Linked DNA regions of Homo sapiens: regions 2 and 3 are each linked to region 1. The links are chromatin loops, found by intact Hi-C in ENCODE. Cell type or tissue: ascending aorta. All regions are shown on one strand. Links, peaks and the distances in the headings refer to the core of each region. The heading gives the core; the rest is flanking DNA. Region 1 holds the start of VMA21 (vacuolar ATPase assembly factor VMA21). Region 2 overlaps CD99L2 (CD99 molecule like 2). Region 3 overlaps GABRE (gamma-aminobutyric acid type A receptor subunit epsilon).

Region 1 (7,006 bases), core at 1,194-6,193:
GTTTGTAAAAGTGTGGAGAAAAAGAAACCCTACTACATTGTGACTGGAAATGTAGACTGGTACAGCCATTATGGAAAACAGTTCCTAAAGAAATTAAAAATAGAACTACCACACAGCCCAGCAATCTCTCTTCTGGAATATAAGCAAAGGAGATGAAATCACTACCTCGTAAAAATATCTGCACTTCCATGTTCATTGCAGCATTATTCACAATAGCCAAGATTTGAAAACAACCTACGTGTATGTAGACAGACAAAATAAAGAAACCGTAGTGTATATATACAAGGGAATATTTTATTCAGCCTTAAAAGAGGACATCTGCCATTTGCCACAACATGGATGGACCTGGAAGACATGTTAAGTAAAATAAGCCAAACGCAGAAAGACGAATACTACATGAGCTCACTTATATGTGGAATCTTTAAAAAAAAAAAAAAAAGGTCAACGGTCAACTACACAGGGACAGAGAATAAAACAGTAGTTACCATGGCGGTGGGGGTGGGAGGCTGGAGGGGAGGAAATAGGAAGATATACATCAAAGGACACAAAGCAGTAGATATATGGATTAACAAGTGAGATATCTAATGTACAAGAGGACTATAGGCAATAAAGTTGCATGGTATTAGGGACTTTTGTAAATAAGATTTTAGCTGCCTCTGGTCACACACACACAAAAGTATGTGAGATGACAGATATATTAATCTGCTTCACCATAGTAATCATTTTACTATATGTATGCCATAACATCATGTTATGAACCTCAAATATACACAATGAAATTTATTTAAAAAGAACCTGAACAAAAAACCCACAAAAACATTGAGTAAAATATATATTAAATATAACTAACCTCATGCCTATTTCTTGATCACATGCTCTGCACATGTGTGAGAAATTAAATGCTTACTGCTGTAAAAAAAAAAGTTCTAATATTTTCTTTTGGTACTTAAATGGATCATCTTTTAGCAGGCCTCATTTTGGTTATTACTGAGCTATACAACTCTCATTTAATATACATAAGCTCCCTTAAACTGTTTCCTACTAGTAAATTTTTAGAGAAATTTATTGTGTAATCCTCATGAAGAGTATGAGTGTCTGCAGTGGAGAATCTACAAAAAATACAAAGAGTCACTAATTGGCCAATTCTTTTGTGCACCCTAAAAAAAGCACTTGACTTTGGTGTTTCTATGGTGAGTAAAAAAGTATGTTTTAGGAATGCAACTTTCAGATTATCTAACTTGTTAAAGGAACAGAAAGGAAGTGTTAACTGATTGTTTTGTTCTTTACATGACCTCTCTTGAGTATCTATTATCTGGTCTGGCTTTTAAAAAGTTTATTATTGAAAAGATGATATAACACCATAAAAATGTTTTAAAGTAAACAAAATCACCTATAATCCCACCACCCAAATATAACCTTTCTACATATTAATTTCTAGCCCCCACACAATCTATACACAGCATACCTTAATAATTTATGGCTAATTCCTTCTCACTTCTCTCTTTACCTCAAACTTCAAAAATGTGACTACTTTTCTGTGTTGTGACCTCACTAATATGGGACTAAGCATTAAGTCAAAGTGTACATACAAACTTTTGAAAACTAGCAAACTTCCTCTACTGTTTATAGGACATTTTCTCCCTGGATTCCAGCCACAAGAGCTGTTGGTTTTGCTGATGCAAGCCACCTTGGGTAAAATCAGTGGCTTATCCAAGACAAAGCAACTGATGCTATTCAATTGATTTATCCTATGTATCTTTGGGTGTTACTGAGCAGAGATTTGTTAGAAGTGAGGAATGAGAAAGGCTGGAATTAAAGTTGTCCTCACACAAAGGAAAAAGTTCAGGATGAACCTTAATCTGCCTCCATTTATAACACCACCTAGTTTTCCCACTTCATACAAACTTCTGCAGCCAACATTGAGCAGACAGAGCCTACCACATTCCCTTTTGTAGCAAGTAAGACAACAGGAATTCTTTCTCCCACAGTCAAGATTTCACTGCAAATTCCATTAGGAAACCAGAATCAGTCTAGAAGGACTATGCTGTAAGTGTATCTAATAAAAATATGTTGGTATTCTCATAAATGAATAATTAAAAAAAAACCCACATTGAGGCTGGATAAAGAAAATGCGGTACATATACACCATGGAACACTATGCAGCCATAAAAAAGAATGAGATCATGTCCTTTGCAGCAACATGACTGGAGCTGGAAGCCATTATTCTAAGCAAATTAAGACAGGAAAAGAAAACCAAATACTGCACGTTCTCATAAGTGGGAACTAAACAACAAGAACAGATGGACACTAGGAGAGGAACAACAGACAGTGCGGTCTACTTGAGGGTGGAGGCTGGGAGGAGGGAGAGAATCAGAAAAAACGCCTATCGGGTACTATGCTTATTACCTGGGTGACAAAATTACCTGTACGCCAAGCCCCCGTGACATGCAGTTTACCTATATAACAAACCTGCGCATGTACTCATGAACCTAAAATAAAAGTTAAAAAAAAAAAAAAAAAACTCACAATGACCCTGTCGGAAAGAGAAGGCATCACAGAGCTCCAAAGATCGTGGGCTTTGGAGTCAGTGAGCTTGGTCAAACGTTAGCTTCAATTACATACTAACTTTGTCGCCTAATTCTGTAATCACTCACCCTCAGTTTCAAGTCACTTACCCTCAACTGCATCCTCTTCAAAATTGGGAAATCAAGCAGTTAGAGAAATTAAGAATTCTGACAATGTATGTAAAGCACGTGCACTGAGCCTGGCATACAGTAGGTCTTAACGAATGATAGCTAACTCCCTCACCACTCCCTTGCCTACTGGGGTGGGCCAGAACCACCTGCTCTCTCATACATTCCTTCAACTCAGTCACCAGCCTCTATCTTACTGATTCCCCAAGTGAAGCAATCTCACACCAGGGGACTATTCCCTTCTACTCCTTCATTCATACAGCAAACATTTATTAAGCCCCGACTATGCAGGCCCCCTAGGGAACACGGAGATGAAGGAGACTGCATTCCTGTCCTCAGAAGGCTGACCCTGCGGTAATGAAAGAGACTGCAATATAGACACAGCGAGAGAAAGTGCTAGGATAGGAGCATGAGCTGAAGGCCCACTGACCTATTCCCCATGACCCCGGATCCCTTGTTCCCGAGCGAAAGTTCGGGGCCGGGAGTTTAGACGTCTCAGGCTCCAACCTGCTTTCCCCGCCCCCTTCCCTGAGGCCAGGTCCCCGGGGTCCAGACCTCACGCCCACCCATTCAGCTAGGGCCTTCCCTCAAGCCCTGCTCCAGGCTGGGGCCAGTCCGCCTCGCGGTCCAGGCCCCGCTCAGGGCTACCTGAACTCAGGAGGCTGCAGTGCGTTCAGCGCCGCCTTATCCGGGCGCTCCATGGTGTAGCCGTGCCGGCACAGGCGCTCGGCGGCGGAGCTGGGCTCGGCGGCCGCGCTCAGTAAGCTCCGCGAGGGAACGGCCGAGGCGGTTCGCACCGGAAGTAGCGGTTCGCGCCGGAAGTGCCCGTTCGCGCCGGAAGTGCCCGTTCGCGCCGGGCGGCGGGCCACAGTACGCAGGCGCGGCGCGGCGCGGCGCGCCGCAGCGACGCAGGGCTGTTGCCGGCGCGGGGGCGGGCGCTCACATGACTTACCGGCGGTGGCTCCGCGGCGTGCGCCCTGCCAGGAGGGGCCTGTGCTCGAGGAGCAGGCCTGGCGAGTAGCCCAGCCACTCCACGTTGAGCCGGGACTTGCCGCGCAACATGGTCCTCCTGGGCGGGCGGCGGCTACGCCGCCCCCTGAACTCGCGTGAACACTGGTCCTCGTCTGCGTCTCGGTCGCTGAGCTGGGGGCCGCAAGGAGACCCGAGCATATGAGCCGCGAAGAGGGACTACCAGCCAGAGGGCTGTGGTGCTAGGCAACTGAGCGTATTCCGCCGACGACAACACAAAAAAGCAGTGCGCATTATTTCGCCACTACTTGAGCAAATAAATGCCTCATTAATTACTGCCCGCAGTGGTAGGAAGTCAAGCCCTTGGCAGCTGGGAGGAGTTAAAACACTCACCCGAGTCCGTAAAACTAGAGAATGTCAGAGTTCAAAGAGCTCTTGCTGAGAATGACTGTTCCAGACTCGATGCCAGTGACCCCCAACTTCCACTTAAAAGTTAAAAACATATTTTGCAGCTGCTCAGAAAGCCGCCAATGAGACAACAGGGACTCAAATAGTAAGAACAGATGGGCCTCCCGGGCCTGCGCAACCCGAGAGAGGTAAAAACGAAAGGGTGGGTAAGTCTGGAGTCAGGCTTGACAAAATTAAGTTGCCACTGGCTGCTAATAAGAGGACAGCCCTTAACATGGTCAGCGCCTGGAAAGGGCCGCTGACCACACAGCTATTTTCTGCACCACATGGATACAAAGACCACATCTGAAATCATGACTAAACCAGCAGCTTAGAGTGGTGGAAAGGGCAATGGACTGGGCAGCAGGAAGTCCAGGTTTTAGTTCAAACTGAATAATCCCCCTCTAGGGCTGACTGTGCTGGCTCACGCCTGTAATCTCAACACTTTGGGAAGCTGAGGCAGGAGGATTGCGTGAGGCCAGTAGTTCCAGAGCAGCTTGGGCAGCATAGCAAGACTCCGTCTCTAAAAAACAAACTGTAAAATATTTAATAAAAATAATAGTAATCTCTATCTGGGCCTCATCTAGACCTTTAGGTGAGTAAGAACCACCTAATGTAAGAACTTGGGGTACAAAGAGAATCTAGCTCTGGGGTAGGCAAACTGAGCCAGCCGACCTAATACATGGAGCCTACCACCTGTTTTTCTACAGCCCTGAGGTAAGAATGGTTTTTCCTTTTTAAATTGTTGAAAACGTCAAAAGAATAACATGACACGTGAAATTTATATGAAATTCAAATTTCAGCGTCTATTGATAAAATTTTATTGGAGCTCAGCCATTCTCATTTGTTTGTATTATCTACAACAGCAATGTTGAGTAGTTGTGACAGAGACGGTATGATCTGCAACGCCCAAAATGATCTGCAATGCCCAAAATTCTTACCATCTGACCCTTTTACAGAAGAGTTTGCTGACCCCTGCTCTAGCTAATCAGCCTGCAGTGAGGTCCTTCAATCCCTAGGGACCCATAAATGTAGTAATGGTGGTTCTGAAGGCAGTTTTTAATATTTTTAAAAACCTAATGAATCTATTTACTGTTAGGCATCCAAAGCTACTTAAAATATCACCGTTCTTTGATTTTTGACACTTACTATATCATGATGAGGTTATCCTAGTTATCCCATAAGAAAAGACTGTTCACAGATTATTATGAAAATAAGCCACAGTATACTTAATAGAATAAATCTTTTAAAACATAGAATGAACACAAGTGGGGGAACGGAATTGTGACTTATTGTTCCCCAATACCTAGAGTAGGGCCTGGTATATAGTAGGAACTAATAAATATTTGTTAAATAAATAAATTGGGTCCACAAAAGGAAAAAGAGCAAAATAGTTCTTGATGGTGAAAAAATTGGGAACCAGCTTGGCGTGGTGGCACATGCCTGTAATCCCAGCTACTCAGGAGGCTGAGGCAGAAAATCGCTTGAACTCAGGAGGCGGAGGTTGCAGTGAGCCAAGATCGTGCCACTGCACTGCACTCCAGCCTGGGTGACAGAGTAAGACTCTGTCCACCCCCCCCCAAAAAAACTGGGAACCACTGTTGTTGTAGTTTGCCGGAGCTGCCATAACAAATGCCACAAACTAAGTGGCTCCAACAACAGAAGTTAATCATCTCCCAGTTCAGGAGGTTAGAAGTCTGAGATGGAGATGTTGGCGAGGCTGGTTCCTTCTGAAGGTTGTGAAGGAAGGACTGTTCCAGGCCCCTCTTCTGTTTTCTGGTGGTTTGCTGACAATCTTTGGCATTTCTTGGCTTGTAGAAGCATCACCCTGATCTCTGCATTTTTCTTCAAACGGCCTTCTCCCTGCGTCTGTGTTTCTGTCCAAATTTTCCCTTTTTATAAGGACACCAGTCATAATGCATTAGGGGCCCACCCTACACCTGTATGAACTTAATTATTTACATCTGCAGCGACGCTGTTTCACTCTGGGGTACTGGGGGCTAGGATTTCAGCATATGAATTTGGGGATGGTGTGGGTGACCGGGCCAGCAATTCAACCCATAACAGTAGTCTAAACACTTCCTTGTACAGATGAGAAAACTGCGGCCCAGAGAGGGGACGGGACTTGTGGGAAGTCACACATTTATCTAGTGGGATGTAGCTTGACTCCTGACTCCCAGGCTGGCACTTTTACACTCCCACATTAACAGCCTAAGTTGCACTTGTGTGATAACTTAAACAGGAACCATTCATAAATGAGATTTGCTGTGGGAAAAACTTCTCATGTAATTTACATAGTAGTGTTTTTAAATATAAACAAAAGCTCTCATATCTCTTATTTATTTATTTATTTATTTATTTATTTATTTATTTATTTATTTCGAGACAGAGTCTCGCTCTTTCGCCCAGGCTGGAATGCAGTGGCGCGATCTCCGCTCACTGCAAGCTCTGCCTCCCGGGTTCACGCCATTCTCCTGCCTCAGCCTCCCGAGTAGCTGGGACTACAGGCGCCTGCCACCACGCCCGGCTAATTTTTTGTATTTTTTTTAATAGAGACGGGGGTTTCACCGTGTTAGCCAGGATGGTCTCGATCTCCTGACCTCGTGATCCGCCCGCCTCGGCCTCCCAAAGTGCTGGGATTACAGGCGTGAGCCACCACGCCCTGCCATATCTCTTTTTTATGCTGACTTATACACTCTACCAACATTTACTGTGAGCTTACTGAGGTAGACACAGAACTTTAAAAATAAACTCAGAATCTGTACTAGAAGGAAAGAATCTAGCCAGCAGTCAGCCCTCTCAACAGAGCCCTGAAACCTCCTACCTGCAGTGCTACAAAAGAATTAGAGGCAAGTGGAGCCCACACAGAGCCGTTGCCATGGGAATGAAATGGTGTG
Region 2 (7,006 bases), core at 1,097-6,096, 520 kb after region 1:
CTAGGTTGATTCTTTTAAAGAGGTAATTCAAAGACAACTTTCCTGTTCTTCCCCGTGGCATTTTCTCTGTTTAGATTTTTGTCTTTCTTCCTGACTAAATTTTGAAAATGTGTGTATTTCTATGATGATAACCATTTCATCTAGTTGAATATAAGTTTCATAAAGGCAGGATTTAAAAAATCTGTTTTGTTCACTGTTATATTCCCAGGACCTAGAACAGGATAAGGCACATGCTAGGTGTTGGTAGATATTTGTCAAATAAATGAAAGAGGTAATCAATAAATAAAGCTAGATTTTTCCCATTCATGAGAATGGAGCTGTATAAAGCTTTGTCTTACCATTATTTTGATTTGTTTTGTATTAGTAGTTACTATTTTCTCATTCCTAATTTATGTCAGCCCTTTTTTTCCTTGATTAAGTTAGTGAGGTGATCTCTTTTGGTGAACATTTTTAAAAGAAACTAGGCAGAAGGAGCAAATCACCTATTAGAAGAAAAGAACTCAGGTTCACTTCACCCTTCTTCGTGACAATATTTGATGCCAGAAGAAATTGGGGTAATGCCTCTACTAACTTAGAGGGCAAAAGTGTGTGATCTAAGTTGTCATTCTCATGGAGAGGCAACACAAAAGCATTCTGAAAAATGTAAGGCTTCCTGTACACACATGTTCATAACAGCTTTATTCCTAATTGCCAAACACTGGAATCAGCCCACATGTCTCATACCATGGAATACAACTCAGTAATAAAAAAGAACAAACTATTGACACCACAACAACCTGGATGGATCTCAAATGCATCATGCGACATGAACAAAGGCAGTCTTAGAAGAATTCTGTATTAGTCTGTTTTCATGCTGCTGATAAAGACATACCTGAGACTGGGCAATTTACAAAAGAAAGAGGTTTAATGGACTTACAATTCCACGTGGCTGGAGAGGCCTCACATCAGGGCAGAAGGCAAGGAGGAGCAAGTCACATCTTACATGGATGGTGGCAGGCAAAGAGAGAGCTTGTGCAGGGAAACTCTTTCTCATAAAACTGTCAGATCTTGTGAGACTTACTCACCATCATGAGAACAGCACAGAAAAGACCTGCCCCAATGATTCAGTTACCTCCCACCAGGTCCCTCCCACATCACATGGGAATTCAAGATGAGATTTGGGTGGGGACACAGCCAAACCATATCAAACACATACTGCATGATTCTAATGTGACATTCTTGGAGTAACACTATTATAGAGATGGAGAACAGAGTAGTGGTTTTCAGGGGTTAGGGACAGGTGTGGGGGAAAGAGGAGGTGGGAGAGAGGTAGGTACTCTTATAAAAGGGCAGTACAGGGGATCCTTATGGGGATTAAACTTGTTCTTTATCTTGACTATGGTGGTGGTTACATGACTCACTCATGTGAAAAGTTGTATAGAACTTAATGAACACGCACAAATGAGTGCAAGTAAAACTGGGGAAATTCTGAATACGATGTGTGGTTATATCAATGTCAGCATCCTGATTGTGATAGTGCACTATAATTTTGCATAGTGTGATATTTGTGTAAAGTAAACTGAGCTAAGTGTACAAGGGATCTCTTTGTATTATTTCTTATACCTGTCTGTGAATCTGTAATTATCTCAATAAAAATTTCAATTAAATAATATAATGCTTTAGGAATTACATGTCACTCAGCAACCCTCCTGGAGACATCTACTTAATAGTATAAAACAGCCAAGCAAGAGGGTTGTACTCAGAAAAGGGGAGGCCAAGGGAGGAAAGAGGTGGCAGTAAACACTGAAGTATTTAAACAGATCTCAATGTAATTGATCAGATAGAGAGAGATGCCTGGCAGGAAGGCCTGGGTTCAGAGCTTGGGAGCCACTCTGAGTGTGGGGACCTAGTTTGTGGAGGGGAGCTAAAATAAAAACTAAAATCATAGGAACAGGTGGAATCAGTCTGGGAGAATGGGGGAACATGAAAGATTTCTGTCTTTCTGGGGAACACCGAAATTGAAGAGCTAGACAGAGCCAGATCAGTGAAGGCCACCAAGTAGGAGTGATGAGTGAGATAGGACAAGATTCAGAGGAGGAAAATGTTGCAGAGGTTTAGGACAAAGTGTTTCAAGGAAGGTTGCCCAGTGACATCAAAGCCAGTAGAGGAGTCAGAAGAATGAGGCCTCAAGCCTGCCAGGTGCAAACCTGGGTGTGGCATTTCTCCTGAAGGCTCCCTCTCCTGCGATACTTCCCCCGCCCCCGCCCCCGCCCCCCATTTGGTGGATGGTGCCATCCTTCTAGCCTGTAGGCTAGGGGACACATGTAGGTCATCTCAGAACCCTCTTACTCCTGCAGCCCCTCTGAACTCTTCCCACTGGCCTTTCTCACCTGCCTTCCTCTTTTCCTGTGGCTGTTCCTTGCCACACACTCTGTTCCCACTCTCCCAATTCCTTCTTCCTCACTAGCATCTTCCTATTCTGAGAATGATGGGCTACTAAACCACTAAGACCTGACTCAGGAGGTTTCCTCTGCCTGAAGGCCATCTCCCTCTGCTCCCAGAGAATGGCTGCTCACGTCTCTGAGCCTAGCTCCAATGCTACCTACTCCCTAAAAGCCTGCAGGCAGAGCTAGTGGCTGCTGCTGGCATCAGGTAGCACCTCACGTGTGAGGCTCTCATAGCCCCATTTGTTTAAATGTCTCTGCCACTAGACCGAGGCCAAGAACTCTGGTTTTCTAATCTTTCTGTCTCCTCTAGTACCTGGTACTCCATAGGTCTTTGGTTTATGGTGACTAAATGGTCCCATGCTAACTTCCTGGTTCTATAACCCTATGAAAAGCATTCACTGCAGGATTTCCTTTGAAATGAAAGCTCCTTAGGTCATTGGAAATAGGATTGAATTTGCAGAAACTTGAATCACAGCAGCAGGTTCAGAACTTGTGTTCAAGCAGGGCACCCTGGTCCCTGGAAGGTACATCCTGTTTCATGTTTGGGTAGTCAGGCTCAGGCCCTGGTTGGAGGCCAGGTGTATTTATAGTGAGCCAGGCATGTGACTCATCTCTTCCCCATCTCATGCTCTGGGTGCTTGGCTCCTTCTCATTCCTCTTCTCCCTTCCTGTTATGCAGACCAGCCTCAGTTTTAGATGGTAGACTCCAACCCGATTCCCTGCAGTGTCTCACTAGAATCATCTTTATGCTACCTTCCCTGTGAATGTAGGATCCTGAAATGGACTTTTCATTTTTTATGGCTTTAAAAAAATTGAGATATAATTCACATCCCATACAATTGACCATTTTAAAGTGTGCAATTCAATGGCATTTAGTGCGTTCACAAGGCTGTGCGTCTCTCACCAGCTCTGAAACACTTTCATCACTGCAAAAAGAGACCCTGTATCTATTAAGCAGTCACTCCATATTTGTCCCACCTCACAACCCTGGGCAACCACGAATTTACTTCTAGTCTGTATGGATTTGCCTATTCTGGACATTTCTTGTAAGTGGACTCATACCGTATGTGGCTTTTTGCAACTGACTCGTTTCACTTAGCATCATGTTTTCAAGGCTTATCCAGGTTGTAGCATGGATCAATGCGTCTTTGTTCCTTTTTGTGGCTGGATTATATTCCACTACATGGATGTACCTCTCCCACTAGAACTCTGCTCTGTGAGGTCGTCAGCTGCAGCCACCTCATTCGAGGATGTTTCTCAGGGCTGAAATGAGAGCTGGGCACCTGTTCATGCTCGTCGGTAACCAGCTGTTGGATAAATGAGTAGAGGCTGCTGGTTTTTTCCCAGTGTCTGGTAATGCTCGGTGATATTCCTCAATGGAGAGCTGGCTGGGAGGATGGGAGTGGACACAGGTGGAGGGGGAAGGCTGCATGCTGGAGCTGTAGGTGGTGAGTGACCAGGTTGGGGCCAACTGAACAGGGACTGCTTCTTGGTGCCAGGCCTGCTCAGGCCACTGGCCCATCCTCTACTGTTTGCTGAGCTTTGCTCCTTCCCATACCTTTCCTTGTTCCTATTTGCATTTTAAACACTGTCCTATTTAGAAATTAACAGAGGGAGAATTGATGTCTTTTTGATATTGGGTCCCCTTATCCTCAACCTAGTGTGTCTTTTCATTTGCTCAAGTCTTCTTTTGTGTTCTTCAGTAGTGGGGGATTTTTTTTTTTTTAACTGCTCCTTGCAGAGCAGGGCTGCCTTATAGGCAGTGTGCCCAGAGTAGCCTTCAGTAGTGTTTTAAATATTTTTCCACTCGTATCTAGTATAGTTCTTAAGTTTTTTTTTTTTTTTAACATATTGAGGTATAATTTACACACAGGAAAACTTTCTGATATTAAGATCTTCAGTAGTCATCTTTGGTAGTGTTTTAAAATTTTGTTGCTCAGTTCTGGTATGTTTCCTAAACATTTTTTTAATGAGGTATAATTCACATACAGTAAAATGCTAACATATTAAGATCTTTAAGTTCAGTCAGTTTCAATGAGTGCATATCAAGACAGAACATTTTCTGTCACCCCCAGAATGTTCCCTCATAGCACTTCCCCACCTTGCCCCCAGCAACCACTGATCTGTTTATGAGTGTTTTTTTGTTTGTTTTTGTTTGAGACAGGGTCTCACTCTGTCACCCAGGCTAGAGTACAGTGGCACAATCACAGCTCACTGCAGCCTTGACCTCCCGGGCTCCAGCAATCCTTCCACCTCAGACTCCCAAGTAGCTGGGACCATAGGCATGTACCACCATGACTGGCTGATTTTTAACTTTTTTGTAGAGACAGGGTCTCCCTACATTGCCCAGGCTTGTCTTGAACTCCTGGGCTCAAGTGATTCTCTTATCTCAGCCTCCTGAAGTGCTGGGATGACAGGTGAGCCGTTGTGCCCAGCCTGATCTGATTTTTATACCATAGGTTAATTTTATCTCTTCTAGAATTTCATAGAATTGAAACTATAGATTATTTCCTTTTTTGTTTCTAGCTCTTTCATGCAGCATAATGTTTTCAAGATTCAGCCGTACTGTATGTGTCAGCATTCCTTTTCACTGCTGAACAGTTTTCCATTATGTGCATCTATTCTATTTATCTATTCTCCTATTGATGGACACTTGGGTTATTTTCACTTTAGAGCTATTACAAATCAAGCTGCTGCGAATATTTGTGTCCAAGGCTTTTTGGGGATATGTTTTCATTTCTCTTGGATGGAACCTAGGAGTGAGATTGCTGACTCATGGGGTGTGAAGATGTTTAACTTTTTCTAAGAAACAGTTAGAGTTTTCCAAAGTGGTTGTACCATTTTCTACTCCTACCAGCAGTATATGAGTTCCAGTTCCTCTGCACCATATCCAATATTTGCTGGTGTTCGGCTCCTCCAGCTTTGATTTTTCTGTCATTCCAATCTTATCAACCTTCAGTCTGAATCTGTGGATGCCCTCCCTACCTGCCTCGTGTTTCTAGTGCTTTCATGAATGTATTTGCTTGTAGGCTGCTTTTCTGATATTTTCCAGGGGTTTTGAGAGATAGAGGATATAAATATGAGTGCTTGAGCAAGAGGTCAGAGCCTGTTTTTAGTTATGTGAGTAATCTCTGGTGTGGGGTTACAGCTTGAGGTTGAAGGTAAAAAAAAGGACCAACTGTTCCCCTGTCTTGTCATTTTCCTCCTTTCTGCATTTTCAAAGCAGCAAATAGCAAAAATGATTTCTGTGTCTTCTAAGCCTTCTGATAAAGGAATATTAACCTTTTGGCCCAAGCCTTACTGCACATCCAAGAATAAGTTATTTAAAAGGAAATGGGACTGTCGACATTTCCCACAATTTTAAATGTTAAAAATCCTTTTGTGTGTGGGAGGCATAGGGATTGTTTCGCTAGTTCCTGTAGATGCTCAGCCCTCAGCCAGCGTGCCAGATGGGTGCGAGTGCTCCCGTCACTCCTCGCATTCCCCCTCTTCTCAGGAGTGTATGTGCACAGTTCTGCTTGTCCCTTATACAGGAAAATAACTGCTTGCTGCCTTTTCTTCCCTCCTGGAGCAAGGCGGACTCTCCCAAGAGAGTTAGGGATTCTGGGGCTGCTAGGATGGGGGGGTGCAGTGCAGTGGGGTGAGACAGTGGCTCTGGCTGTCCCAGCCCCTGTTAAAGGAGGGGTGTAGGAGGTGGAGCCTTTCTGGTGGCAGCAGTTCCTGAGCCTGGGAGGAGGGAGGAATATGTGATGAGGACATCCTTTGTGACCAGGCATTAAAACATTGAATATGAAACCTGTAGTTCTGGGGTTTGATGCATTGATTAGTATGATACCTCCACAGAGCAGGATGACAAATTTGCAACCTCTGCCTCACTGGCTAAGCAATTCTTCTGCTTCAGCCTCCTGAGAAGCTGGGATTACAGGCACATGCCACAATGCCCGGCTCATTTTTGTACGGACTGCTTCCTGGCAGTTTAGTACCATGAAGGCATTGTGACTTGTTTACTCCAGCCTCTGGAAGTATGGCTTAAAATCTGTGCACTCTGTAATTCGTCCGCCTGTCTTTGGCTGTCTGTTAGTCCATCAGAGCTGTGTTGCACGGAACATAAACATGCTTTCACAGAGGAACATGCCAGCCTGGGAGGGAAGCCCAGGCAGTAGGCTTGCTGACTTTTAATATCTCCTTTAAGCAGAATTTAGCATAGCCAGAGAGGGTGGGGTTGGGGTGGGCAGAGCAGGGAAGAAACCTAATTATGCAAATTTTGATCTTAAAGCTTTATTCGTATGTTTCCTGGCAGGCTGTTCTTTAATCTCAAGAGCAAGATTGCTCAGAATTACCATATATTCTAGTTAATTGCATTAAAATTATAGCAAAGGTTGTTTTTGCTATAATCAAGAGTGATTCTGATTAATACTTATGAAATCAAATGCCTCACCAGCAGTGGGGATGAGAACAACCTTGCCAGTCAGCTATTCCCTCCCCAGTCTTCCCTCCCCAGTCTCCCCTCCCCATCTTCCTCCAAAAGGCCAAAGATACAAACATGTTTGAAAGAGTTTTTTTTTAAAACTACTTGCTTA
Region 3 (5,000 bases), core at 1-5,000, 570 kb before region 1:
CCCTTCTCCCCTTTCAGGTTTCCCTTGAACAACCATCTTCCCTCACACCTTCTCCTCGCCCTGAGACTTGGCTAGGAGGGTCGTGCCCTGGATTTGTGGCTTTTTGGGGTGGAAGATGACTGCTTCGTTTTGTTGTTGTTGTTTTGAGATGGTTCCTGCTGTGTGTGAAGTGTCACAAATTTGCAAGCTTCCTGATCTGTGGAGCTTTCTCGAAGATTCCATGGCACTGGGCTTGTGTCTTGTTTGTCTGTTCTGGGGAGGGAGGGTGGCTTCTCTCCCTACCCCAGATTGCGTTAGCTCATCAGAGAAGGGGATGTGTAGCTGCTTGCTGGCTCACTGGTGCCCTGGAGTGGGGCTAGCCTCAGCAGGAGCTTGATAAATGTCTTTCTATGCGTGCTAGCAATTTCCAGTCATCCACATCCCTCAAAATGGGATGTGGACTAGTTGAGAAAGCTGACGTGGTGACTGGCTAGGGCAAAAGATGGCTCTGGGGTGGGGGAAATAAGAAGGGGTGGTCAGAGAGGAAAACAGCAGGGAAAAGGGACTGGGGAAATGGAAACTGCCCTTCAAGCATAGCAACCTGTGGTGTCAGGAAAGAGCTGAGGAGGTGACAATGGGGTGTACTGGGCCACACTGAACCAGAAGACCTCTCCCTGGTCCAGGCTTAGCCTCAAATTAGTTGTGTGACTTGGGGCACAGTCCTTCCTCTATCTGGGCCTCAGTTTGTCCATCTGTAGAATGAAAAAAAAGATCTGATTTAGAAAAAAATCCAACATCTTTTCTTATGCGCCCCTCCCCCCCCCACTTCTCACACCACCAACAGTCGACTGTTTGGGAGGGGGTAGTGCAGAGATTCAACTTCATGCTGGACCATTATGTCTAGAGACATGTGAATGTCTGAAAAACTGCCCTGGAAAATGCCACTATTCCAATGTGTGAGTGTTTTTCAAGTTTTTATTCTGTCTAGCCCCGAAAGTGAGCTTAATGGCTGGCTGGGGAAAGGTATGCATTGTCAGCAGCTCTTTAACCCCAAGGACCTCAAGATGAGGTTTTGTTTTGTTTGTTTATTGTTGTGTTTTTTTTTTTTAACTGGCAAAAGCCAATTTTAGGATTAAAGCCACCTTATGACCCTCTGATATCATTTTTATTGCAGACCTAGTCTAGGGGCAGGAGGGCTTTGGTGGTCTCAGTGCTTTCAGGTTTATTTGTTTGCCTCTGCACTTTTAAACTTGGGGCAGCGGGGAGGATCTCGTCCATGGATTTCAGACATCTGGGAGGGGCTGCTTCAGGCGTTTAGGTGGTCCTGTCTGGCAGTGCTCAGTCTACCACTGACTGCCAGTTCTGATTGTGCCACGTTTCCAGCCACATCACTCATTTTACAGGGTCTCAGGGCTCCATTTTTCCTCCTCTCTTCCCATAGTCACTGGCCCTTATCTTTTGAGATGGCTGGGAGTTTGGCCTCAGGGAAAGAGGACATCTTCTAGATATGGCATTTGAAAGTAGAAACTGTATTTTCCAAGCCCAGTTCTTCCCTCGCCCACAATGGGAAGTAGCCACTTCAGACATGAGAAATGGTGTGGATTTGGCACATCTGTATGCCACTTAAGCAATTCTAACAGCTTGAAATACTGCAGAAAAAATGCATTTTGCTTCTTAAGTTGGCAGTCCCTTGGTCCGCAATACAGGGGTCATGCCAACGTCTCTTGCCCTGTTTACCCCTTATTTTAGGAAACAAATTGCCTTATGGCTTAAAAAAATCCTTTTGGAAGTGTGACGTGCCAGTAGAAAAGCATAGACATCATGAGTGAACAGCTCAGTGGCTTTTCACAAGTAAACAGGCCCGTGTAACCAACACCTAGATCAGGAAATACAGCATTGCAACCCCCTCACCACACACACACACACACACACACACACACACACACACACACACACAGACACACACACACACACACACACACACACACACACGCATGCATCTCCAAAATGCCTGTCCCCGTACACTTTCCTCCCCAAAGGAAACCACTCTCCTGCCTTCCAGTATCACAGATTAATATGGGACGATGGCTTTTAAAAAGACTTTTAATTATAATTTTTTAAAGACATATAAAGGTAGGGGGAACAGTGCACCCCCATTGTTTGTGAACTCATGGCCACTCTTATTTTCTTTTACACCACCCACCCTCCAATTCCAACTTAGATTGTCTTGAAGCATATCTCAGACATCATATCATTTTATATGTAATTGTTTTAGTATGTATTTCTAGTCATTAATATTTCACAAACATAAGAAAATACCATAATTACACCAAAAATTAAAGAATAATTTATTCATGTCTCAACTGTCCACTCAGTGTTCAAATCTCTCCTATTGTGTCATAAATGATTTCTGTTTGTTTTTCAAGAGTTTGCTTTTAAATAAAATAAGATCCAGATATTAGCAAGTGGGGCATTTTGATTTTTAAAAACACTTTTTATGGAATTAGAACATGTATACAGAGAAGTGCTCAAATCATAAGTGTACAGCTGATGAGTTGTCAGAATATGACCACAGCGGTGTAAAGAAAGCCAAATCAAGGACCCGAATGTGAGCAGGACCTCAGAAGCCCCCTTTGTCACTGCCTCCCAGCAAAGGCAGCACTATCCGGACTTCTAACACCATCGGTGAGTTTCATACCTTGGCAGATGGCCTTTAACATTTTTGTTTAATTCAATTATTCTTACTAATCTTCTTCTTTTTCTTGGCTGTGGTGCATGGCTGTGGAGCTCAGGGTGGACTCCTGTTGGGCAGCCAGTTCCTGGATGGCTGTCTGTGGGTGGAGGACTCCTGCCTTTCCTGTTTAGACACCCACAAAGGCTGCTCTTTAGCCTCCTTCCCTTCATCCCCTTCCCCTGCCCCCAGTGCAACGAGTATTACACAACCAACAAAACCGCAAAATATTCCCACAATTTTCTGGTCCTCTCTGGGAGAGGCCGCTCTGGCTTTCGCAAGCATTCCTCTCAGCCCTGGCCCTCTGCCTGCTCCTCACTCCTGGTTGGTGCTGGTCAGGCTGACTAGAGGCCAAGGCTAGTCACAGTGGGCCAGCGCTCAGACATAAATGCCCTCTTCATTTCACGTGTAACATTCTTTTAAAATCTAGGTCTTGGTTTTGTTGATTTTTTCTTAAATAAAAGAGTGATCATAAAAGAGGGACAGCATAGAAAGTCCCCAAAGAGCAGCAAGGTTTAAAAGAAATTCACAAGCCTAATCTGTCACTGTCTTATAATTTGCTATTACCAGTCACAATTTAACTAGGTTTTGTGTTGAAAACTTGTTTTGGTTTGCTTCTGTCCCAAGAGGCACTAGCTGGGGCCCCTACAGAGTGCAGGGCAGAGCTTCATTTTTCGTTTGAATGTTCTAGGGTCGAGGGACCTCAGACTGAATCAAAGAATGAAGCCTCTTCCCGTGATGTTGTCTATGGCCCCCAGCCCCAGCCTCTGGAAAATCAGCTCCTCTCTGAGGAAACAAAGTCAACTGAGACTGAGACTGGGAGCAGAGTTGGCAAACTGCCAGAAGCCTCTCGCATCCTGAACACTATCCTGAGTAATTATGACCACAAACTGCGCCCTGGCATTGGAGGTGAGGAGCAGAACGACGTTCTTCCCCTCCTAGAGGGTCCAGGGGTTGAGGGCATAGGCATGGAGAATGCACCTGGGCAGTAACAGAGGGTGCCATGCTCATGGACAGGAACATCTGCTATTGACCTGTCAGGTAAGAGATATTAACTCTATTCTCAGCAGTGTCATTGACCTTGATCAAGACTTTTCCCTTCTCTCGCCCTCAGTTTTTCCAGTGGTAAAATGAGAGGACTAAACTAGATTGTTGATCTTCAAGATGTGTGTCCAATTCTTAACAGTCCGTGAGCTTGGTTTTGCCATGAAAGAATAAATAAAGAAATAGGATTAGATGCTGAAACTGTGTGGTCCAACACTTACTTGACTCCCCTTTCATCCCCTCTGACCACTTCCTCCCCCGTCCCATGCGCCTGTTTGACACTTACCCTCTGCTGCTTCTGCTTCCCTTATAGAGAAGCCCACTGTGGTCACTGTTGAGATCTCCGTCAACAGCCTTGGTCCTCTCTCTATCCTAGACATGGTGAGTACTAAGCTTTTTTAGTACTATTTCCTAGCCCAGGGGCTGACCTATGGGACCTTCCACAGACTTCTGCTTTCTGCTCTGTACTTCTGTAACAACTCCAATAATTTATTTTCTGGAGGGAGAAAGGGATTTTTTAACCACTGGTTTGAGAATGAGACTGGAAAAGGTAAGTCCCTTGCTACTTGAAGAGGATCTTCAGAATCATGACCATATCTTCCAGTTTTTTCATTCAAAATAGAAATAATAAAGCAATGTTAAACACCACAATGGACTGCCTCTTTTCTTCTGATAATTATTGTATGGACATAAGTCTAAAGTTACTAGCTCTTGCTCTAAGACTGTTCTATATTTTTGCTCTACTTCCTTCTTTCCTTTTCCACTCGTATCATCATAGTGTCAGCACTGCCCCCATTTGGCTTTCATCATCTCCCACCTAGAATACACCTACTCCACCTACTAAGTTGGCCTCCCAAGTGATGCACCTCCTGCAGTCCCAGCACTGCTTACTACATGCAGTTGAAGGCCCTCCATGGTTGTATTCCTCTTCACCCTTTTAGAGACCACGTGCTTTGGTCACACTAGAATATTGGTGTTCCCAGACCACCTTGTACCTCTGAGCTTTCATTCAAGTGATCTTCTATTTGGTATGCCATTGTTCCACTTTCTTACTTGTCAGCTGCCTTCTTTTTCAGTATCTAGCTCAGACAGCATCTCATTCATGGCATCTCCCCTGACCTCCACACCTGTTAATTGCTCCTTTCTTTCTCATACCACATTCTTCTCTTCGGCAGTTACATCTTTCCAGCTTATATCACAGGTGTTTACCTGATCTTGCCTACATCATTTCATTGTAATTATCTGT

What was found. A loop is a pair of places that touch in the nucleus more often than their neighbours do. Peaks named below come from ENCODE experiments on the same cell type or tissue, not always from the same donor. Only the 100,000 strongest peaks of a DNase experiment are listed, where the experiment ranks them.
Region 2: it touches region 1 in a loop (4-fold over the local background); 2 of 110 quality-filtered maps call a loop at or near these places.
Region 3: it touches region 1 in a loop (8-fold over the local background); 2 of 110 quality-filtered maps call a loop at or near these places.

Annotation. Positions count from the first base shown.
Region 1 is chrX:151,393,697-151,400,702 of GRCh38, reverse strand. VMA21 (vacuolar ATPase assembly factor VMA21) reads right to left here and starts at 3,497. Exons shown (of 3, transcript NM_001017980.4): 1 at 3,342-3,497. The coding sequence starts at 3,394. RefSeq lists enhancers at 2,947-3,006, 3,067-3,216 and a silencer at 3,497-3,656. In ascending aorta, for the core only: no CTCF peak of the experiment used is centred there; DNase peaks (open chromatin) are centred at 3,652 and 4,162; H3K4me3 peaks cover 2,831 bases; H3K27ac peaks cover 2,544 bases.
Region 2 is chrX:150,869,808-150,876,813 of GRCh38, reverse strand. The region is part of intron 1 of CD99L2 (CD99 molecule like 2); the gene reads left to right. Among named protein-coding and RNA genes, the nearest start is that of CD99L2, 25 kb to the left of the region's middle. In ascending aorta, for the core only: no CTCF peak of the experiment used is centred there; a DNase peak (open chromatin) is centred at 2,993; H3K27ac peaks cover 2,160 bases.
Region 3 is chrX:151,968,804-151,973,803 of GRCh38, reverse strand. GABRE (gamma-aminobutyric acid type A receptor subunit epsilon) reads left to right here. Exons shown (of 9, transcript NM_004961.4): 2 at 3,402-3,619; 3 at 4,068-4,135. Among named protein-coding and RNA genes, the nearest start is that of GABRE, 3.4 kb to the left of the region's middle. In ascending aorta, for the core only: no CTCF peak of the experiment used is centred there; DNase peaks (open chromatin) are centred at 2,993 and 3,549; H3K4me3 peaks cover 670 bases; H3K27ac peaks cover 1,917 bases.